Linked DNA regions of Mus musculus: region 1 is linked to region 2. The links are chromatin contacts, found by Hi-C or POLR2A ChIA-PET in ENCODE. All regions are on one chromosome and are shown on one strand. The core of a region is the stretch at or near the end of the contact, and the rest is flanking DNA. Distances in the headings are between cores, read along the strand shown.

Region 1 (3,850 bases), core at 1,106-3,605, 89 kb after region 2:
GCTTTTTTAAAGATTTATTTTATTTTTATGAGTTCACTGTAGCTGTTTTCAGACACACACCAGAAGAGGGCATTGGGTTCTATTACACATGGTTGTGAGCCACCATGTGCTTGATGGGAATTGAACTCAGGACCTCTGGAAGAGTAGTCAATGCTCTTAACCACTGGGCCATCTCTCCAGCCCGAGAATGAATTCTTGTTTAGGCTTCTTTACACTAGACAAGTAATCAAGAGCTGTCCAATAAAATCATCCTCCTAGATTCACAGCAACACGGCGCCAAGGGCACAGCTAATTCTTGCAGGAGATTTTGGATGTGGAGGTGATAATTTCAAAGCATTCATTAAAATATATTTAAAATGAATTTTCTTGATTGGCTCTGGGAAGATTACCAAATGGTTAGAAGATAAAAGTAACAGAAAAAATATTGAACCATATGAATAAATTAAATAGCTATGTGGCCAAACCTGGTGGCTCGTTCCCTATAATCAATCAATCAACGCCAGTCCTTAGGAAGTTAGATGAGGCAAAAGGCTGCCATGAGTTCTAGGCTAGCCTAGATTATACAACCTACTGTGGGCTGGAGTGAAACTCTGAAACTCCTCAAAGTAAGCAAAATAAAATAGGAAATAGGGCCAAGGAAATGGGTCAGTTAGGAAAGATGCTTGCACCAAGCCTGATTACCTGAGTTTGACTATGGGAGGAGACAACTGACTCCTGGAAGGTGTCCTCTAATCTCTGCACAAACGCCATGGTGTGCACACATGCACATAAATAAATGTAGTAAAAAAATTTTTTAAAGGTCCAGCTTTGACTATTGAGGTTCACTTGATAATTAACAAAGACAGTGGGCTATAAGCAGAAGAAACTACTGAGGAAGAGTACAAGTGTTCTTTAACTAATCCTGATCTTTGTCAGCTACCAAAGGAGTGAACACTTCTGACATTTATTTGCCACACACGCTTCTCTACTAACTGTACCAAACTGAGATTTGAAACATTATCATCCCAAGGCTAGATGTGGTATCCAGAACTGTAATCCCATCACCCTCCAGGCAAAAGCAGATGAGTTCAAGGTTATTTTTGGCCAACCTGAAATATATGGCCATCTCAAAAAAAAAAAAAAAAAAAGAAAGAAAGAAAAAGAAAAAAAAAGAAAAAAAAAAAAGAAAAAAAGTAGTCCCCTAGTCCACTTGTATCATTGTTAACATTCTCAATGCTACATGTCAAGCTTCTGTTGGCTTGAGCCAGTACTAAGTGTAACATTTTGTCAGGTGATGGCAACAAAGTATTAAGATCAGTGTTTCCTTACTCAACAGCTAACGCTATTCAGCCACGTGCTCTCAATACAAATTCACCCTGAAATCTAAAAGCTTGCCCAGCAAGTAGCACATTCTCAAATTAAAAGGGCAGCTTAGAACATACCGCTATTAACTCATTTTCTTTTCTAAATCTTTAAGAGCCCCGCAACATACAGAGAAGAAGCGTGTCACCTCTCTCCTCCCTGAAAGGATATAACCTGGTCAAGGTGCCAAGGTGGCAGATATGCTGGCACACTCCCCAGAGAAAACTTCTTGTCTGGGCACAGTGGCAAATGCCTTGAATCCCAGCACTCGAGAGGCAAAAAAAAAAAAAGCAGCTCTAAAATCTAGGCTAGCTTTGTCTGCATAGAGAGATCCAGGCCAGCCAGGGCTACAGAGTGAGCATGTCTTAAGTAAACTTTAAAAACGTAAAACCGAACCTCGTTTAGCTGGGCATGGGTCTAACATGACCAAGGCAACTTGTTATTAATCATCATTATTACTATTCTTATTCAGGCTTCAAAGCCACGTAAAGGGTCTCAAGCACAAAGCCCTTCTCCGCAGCTTTCATCACGAGGACGAGTTAGAAGCAAGTTTCTGGCAAATCACTTCCAAAACCGGGCCCGCACAAACATGCAAACTCTCCCGCACAGAGGCATGGGCTCCCGAGGATCGCGGGCTCCATGTTCCCGTACCCCGCAAGCAGCGGTGCTTGGCCCAGCCTGGACCCGAAGCAGCTCGGACTACTCCGAGGGGAGGACTGCAGGGACCCGCTGAGCCCGGCGCCGGGGTTCCGGCGACTCGGCCGGGGAACTTTCTGGAAAGCTCCCGCAGTGGGGAGCTCCAGAGTCAGGGAGGGAGCGCCGCGGGGGAACGGAAGGAGAAGCGGCCGGAGGAGAGCCCGGCTCGGTGGGAAAGAAAGCGCGCAGGGGTCGGGCGGGCCACCGCTCACCAGCACGCGCTTGAAGAGGGCGCTCTCCTTGGCGGGCAGCTGCACGCAGGGCATCGTGGCGGCGATGGGGAGGCCTGCTCGAGCGACCAGCCAGGACCCGGGCCGCGGGTTACCTCGGCGGGATGCCACGGGAAGCGGAACACAGCGCACTCCAGTGGGCGGCCCGGGAGGGAAGCCCGCGCGCGCCAAGATGGCGACCAGGGCTCGCCCCGCCCCCCCGCGGGGTGCGCATGCGCAGTCTCGCGGCCAAGAGAAAGACTAGACTCTTCTCACCCGGGAGGTCTCCGGGTCGGTGCAGGGCTGTGGCTCCTGTCACGTCTTAAGCGCCTAGTCATTTACTCGCCCTAATCTCTGGACTGTTCGTCTCACGCTGGTTATTAGGCTTCTGTCCTAGATGATGTAAAACTGTTTTCCGAGTTAACTTTTATTCTTTTGTGCAGTGGAAACCCTGCTTAATACCACGAACACTCTTGGTTTAGAATCCATTTGTCCTTCCTTTTCTTGCTGTTTTTAAAAGGACTCTTAAAAAGAAGCCTTAAACCGGGCGGTGGTGGCGCACGCCTTTAATCGCCTTTAATCCCAGCACTAGTTCTGAGTTCGAGGCCAGCCTGGTCTACAGAGTGAGTTCCAGGACAGTCAGGGCTATACAGAGAAACCCTGTTTCGAAAAACAAAAAACAACAACAAAAAAAGAAGCCTTATCTTTTCATTGCATATGAAAGTAGTGATCAGACCTTGAAATGATGGAACTGGCGAGACAGCCCCTTTAGGCAAAGGATAGGAAGGAGAAAAAAAAAAAAAAGTCTCAGCCGCGAGGGAACCCAACATTTTCAGTAATAATTGCAGAATTTTTACAGATCTACTGATCCTCGAGTCTACTGCCTCTTTCACCACATAGACTACCCAATAATGGGAAAAACAGGATACAATCCTAGAATGTTTCAGGGATGACTTCTCCAAAAAAATGAAACATACTAACAACACGCAAGAACATACAGATAGACATCTGTGACAAGAAGGATCACATACCAGATGTTGGTGTAGTATTAAAAGGTGTGTGTAAACATATGTATATAAACATATAAATTCTGAATCCTAATTTCTGCACGTGCCTGTAGTAATAGTACTGGAAAATCAAGGGCAAGAGGATTACAAGTTCAAAGCCAGGCTAGGCTATGTAGTGAGAGCCTTTTTTTTTTTTTTTTTTTTAAGGGGACGGAAGAAGCTACAGGAATCGGGAAATGGCACATCCTATAAAGTTCATTCTCCAGAACCCTTTTGCTTGTTTTGTTTTTCAGAGACAGGGTTTCTCTGTGTACCCTTCGCTGTCCTGGAACTCACTCTGTAGACCAGGCTAACCTCAAACTCAGAAATCTGCCTACCTCTGCCTCCCTAAAGCTGGGATCAAAGGCGTGCGCCACCACTGTCTAACATGGAAGGTGACTCAAGATAGGGTTGCCCGTGTCAATCACTTGCCAGAGATAACTATAGGTAATAATTCTACATAAGACACCACATTGACAGATGCAATGTTTGCTTTCAGGTGAACTTCATCCTATGCCCCCCACTCCGTCCCCTATGTTTGAGAGGGTTTGATCTTCT
Region 2 (4,126 bases), core at 880-3,379:
CCTTCTCAGGAGGACAGCTCAGGCTCAGAATCTTCACCTAGTAACAAAGGAAAATGTTTCTAGATTTCAAAACAGCAATGTGACTTTTACTCCCAGAGTTGGGGACAGCACAATTGGTGATGTCTGAGCCTGTATCTAGGGACTAAGGGCACAAGAACAAACAGAATTTAAAGTTCACATTGAAAAACAGTGAATAAGCCAAGATTTGAAAACAATTATATAATAATAAATAAAAGGTCACCAAATTCACTGTTCTTGCAGGTCACTTGAGTTACTGAAAACTAACTCTCTCTCTCCCCCTCCCCCTCCCCCTCCCCCTCCCCTCCCCCTTCCCCTCTCCAGAGGCAATGTGGAAAAGGTTACTAGGATGACCTTCTGTGGGTAACCTGGAGGGTGGGCGTGCCTGAAACCCTGTACTTGAACTCAGCAGCCCAGCGGGAGACTGTTTCAAAAGTGCCTGGAGTGGCGAAAGAGCCTGGGAGCTAGGCAGAAAGTGAACGAAGTTATTTCAAGCATTCCAAAAACAGCAGCTTATGAAACCATTTTGGTTTCACAAATGTTTCATTCTTGTGCTCACTCGTGTCCTCATGTTCCCCAACACCCATTCTGGAAAAGGAAAGGGAGGGTGCTGTTGGTCTAGTGTTTGCCTAGCGTGCAAGAAGCCCTAGGTCTGACCCCCAGCATTGCCTATAAACTGATGTGCCTAAATGTGGTGGCATTGCACTGTCACCCCAGCACCCTGAAGCCCGAGGAAAGAGGATCAGAGAGGTTCGAGGTCACCCGCAGCTACATAGATCACCTTGGGAGAGTCTCAAAATAAAATAAAATAAAAAAAAAAAAATGAAGAGCGAAGAGTGGGTAGAAAGGCGGGAAAAGGTTGGAAGGCCTGGCTGGACTCCCAGGAGTTCTGGCTGACTGCACAAACCCTCAGGCCTCATGGTACACACCTGCCGTGACAGGTAGACCCACAGCTCTTTAAGAGCCACCCACCCACCCTCGTACCTCTCTCCCCAAGAACGCCTTAATGACCCCCGCACATCTGGGCTAACGACTCAGAAAGTCAACTCTTCAGGCATCTCAGAGCCGTGCAGATCCCCGGGTCTGACTTTCCCCAGATGTCGTGCCTCAGTTTAAAGATAACCCAGGTGAATCTAGAGCTTTAGGAAGCCTGAGTCTGAGGATTACTGACTTCAACAGGGCTTCACTTACTCTCCGAGTCGCTGAAGCCGCTGCTGTCGCTGACGCTGGCGCTGCTGCGCCGCTTCATGCGCTCTAGGTGCTCCTCATAGTGGAAGTGGCGCTCGTGGAAGGGCGACGCGAAGTCGGCCAGCACCGCGTCGAACTCGCACAGCACGTCGGTCAGGTCTGCAGCGGCCGCGGAGTCCATGGCCGGGGCTAGGGGAGGGAGGGCACAGAGGGCATCTGGAGGGGCGGCCAGCGTTCCCTAGAACTCCACTCTGCCTTTGCCAGTGACAGCCACGCAGTCAGTTACTCCGTAACCTCCCAACCACCCTCTAAAGCGCCTGTCACCAGACACGGAGGAGAAGAAGCCTCCGTGGGTTGAGCTGAAAGTCTGGAAGTCACCTAGCCCACCCCACGCGCTTTCCTACTGTTGCCCACGCTCGCTCCCTGGAGCGCGTGGCGGCGGGAAGTCTGAGTCAGCAGGCACCCGTTACGTGTCAGACTCCGGTTCCTTGTCCCGCGTGGAAAACCAAACTAAACCTGCATCGGACGAGCGATCCGGAGACGGGATGCCAGGGTGATGGAGGACAGAAGGGTGGGCAGTGGAAGAAGACCTTAGCGACCTCTGTTCTCTCGCCCCTACTTGCAGGCTCCAGCTCTCAGGGGCCCCGGAGCTGAGAGTGTAGCTTAGCGTGGACGCAGTCCCTGGCTTCGATCCCGGGGCGCAGAGGTGGAGAAGACACCTCCAAATAGGCACTCACCTGCGGCCGCGACCGCCGCGGGACTGCTCTGCGCTGAGGGCGGCTTCATGGAGAAGTTGCTCAGTGACACGCGTAGCAGAGATGCTGCGAGGTGTTGGCCCTGGTGGCTGCCGCCTGCACTGCAGTCTGCTCCGGTGCCTCTGCCTTGCTCCTTGCCGAGCCTGAGCGCTAGCTACTCGCCTGAGCCGCGCCACCCGCCGGCTACTCCGTCTTATAGCCACCGGCAGGGGCGGGGCGGGGCGGGGCTGCTGAGTAAGTCCCAGACGACCTAGGGGACGCCCCTGTCCCTCCACCCCCTACTCCCGGCACCGCCCTAGCCACGCGCTGGCCTCTGAAGAACCGCAGTGACGGGTGTCGCCGGAGTCCAGGATACCGCCCCAAATATTTACCCGCCGCTTTCTCTACCACCCTGACAACCCGACCCAAGGAAGTGTCTTTGCGGGCATCAGAGTTCTCCAAGAGTTTACCCTGTTTCCCGCCTTCTGGCTGAGCCTCCTTGAGCCTCATCTATGAAATGGAACTGCACATGCAGAAAGCCTCCTTGTTTGCTGCAAAAATAAAGGAGCCAAGGGCCTCAGTAGCCTCTGCAAAGAACCAGTCCTCCATCTGACTTTTCTCAAGGAATTTATAAGGTTGTGCGTGGACAGAGTGGACAGCTGAGGGCAGTGGGTTGAGGTGAATGCAGTCTTCAATTGAGATGATCTTTGAGCGCAGAGTACCACATGGACAGATGCATTCTGGTATAGGGTCCGTATGATTGAGCGTCCATCCTTAGCACAGCCCAGTAGAATTCCTGCCTCAGGTGACCAACAGCCCTTTGCCCCAGGTAGTTATTAAACGTAAAATAAGAGGCCTGCTGGTGGCCTGCGCCTATAGTCCCAGCCCTAAGGAGGATGGTAGAAGGGGGTCTAGGCAAGAGAGTGGAGATTTGAGGACTACTGCATGAAAAGAAAAGAAAAAAAACCCTACATAGTACAATCCTGTCTGTAAAGAGTTTACTGTGCACGCATGAAGATCCAAGTTCAAGCCCCAAAATCCACATTAAAAAATCCAAACTAGATGGACACCACTTATAATCCCAGCCCTGAGAGGCAAAGGCTGGCAAATCCCTGGGACTCCCCAGCCAATCCCAAAGTGAGAACTCCAAGTCAATGAAAAGCTGTATCTTAAAAATGGAGGTGGGCAGTGCCCAGGGAATCGATCACATTTGCGGTTGACCTCTGATCTTGTCCGGCACAACATACGCCTTGTGTGCATATATGCACATGCTACACACACACATACCACACACACACCACACACACACATACACACACACACACACACACACACACACACACACACACACACCACTAAATTAATGTAAAGTAAGGGGCTAGCTGGGGCCTGGGAATATGATTTAGCAATAAAGTGCTTGCCTAGCATGGGTGAGCCCTGAGTCTGAAGGCTCATCCTCAGACCTGCAAAAGAAAATAAATAAATAAATGTAAAACAATCAAAATTGAATAAAGTGAAAGTTTTCAGTCCAGACACCAGACACTTTCTTAACTACACCAGACACTTCCTTAGCTATACTAGACACTTTCAAGTGATCAACGGCCATCATCACAGAATCTTTGGATGGTGTTATGTGAGGACATCTTTCCCCAGTGACTCCAGCCTTCCTAGGTGTCAGAATGTGGCATGCACCAGGTCACTCCTGACAGCCACCCCTGAATAATATAATCATTGCCAGTGGTCGGCAGGTGTGAAAACTGGAATAGAGCAGCTAAGGGGCTTGCCTACCCCTTAGTGGTTTAATAGAAGGCAGGCCTGTCTCTTTTCAGCACCACTTTGAAGTTAGCCACACCCTGCCTCCCTAGGGTGAAGAAGAACTAAGCAGTCAAGGGTGGCACTGAGCCCCAGAGCAGATAAGCCAACAGCAGCAACCAATCTGGGAGGAGCAGCCAAAAAAAAAAAAAAAAAAAAAAAAGATGCCAATTACCTGTTCAGTTAGTGCGTGGAACACAATTCATTTGTCCACAGTTCACCTGGTGTGAAATTGGGTTGCCCCCAGCCCATCCTTACACACATCTCAGTGCAAAGGCCTCACTCAGTGCTGCACATGTGTTGATTTCTTCCCTAGAACCAGGTAAAGGTTTAAACCCTTGTTCTCCAGAGCCTTCTGGCTGGGCTCCATATCC

Evidence for each region. Hi-C counts contacts between places; a loop is a spot of excess contacts on that map. ChIA-PET counts read pairs that join two places held with the same protein, here RNA polymerase II (POLR2A).
Region 1: a loop to region 2 is called in a map of v-Abl transformed pro-B cells, with 2.3 times the contacts of the local background. The contact joins the promoter of Naa16 here to the promoter of Rgcc in region 2. A Hi-C loop is called at or near these places in 2 of 37 maps with a recorded cell type or tissue (both v-Abl transformed pro-B cells). POLR2A ChIA-PET finds 5 or more read pairs at or near these places in 1 of 5 experiments (embryonic stem cell).

Annotation. Positions count from the first base shown.
Region 1 is chr14:79,388,313-79,392,162 of GRCm38, forward strand. Naa16 (N(alpha)-acetyltransferase 16, NatA auxiliary subunit) reads right to left here and starts at 2,356. Exons shown (of 20, transcript NM_025832.2): 1 at 2,250-2,356. The coding sequence starts at 2,303.
Region 2 is chr14:79,299,506-79,303,631 of GRCm38, forward strand. It overlaps Rgcc (regulator of cell cycle), which reads right to left and starts at 2,130. Exons shown (of 5, transcript NM_025427.2): 1 at 1,944-2,130; 2 at 1,210-1,395. The coding sequence starts at 1,992.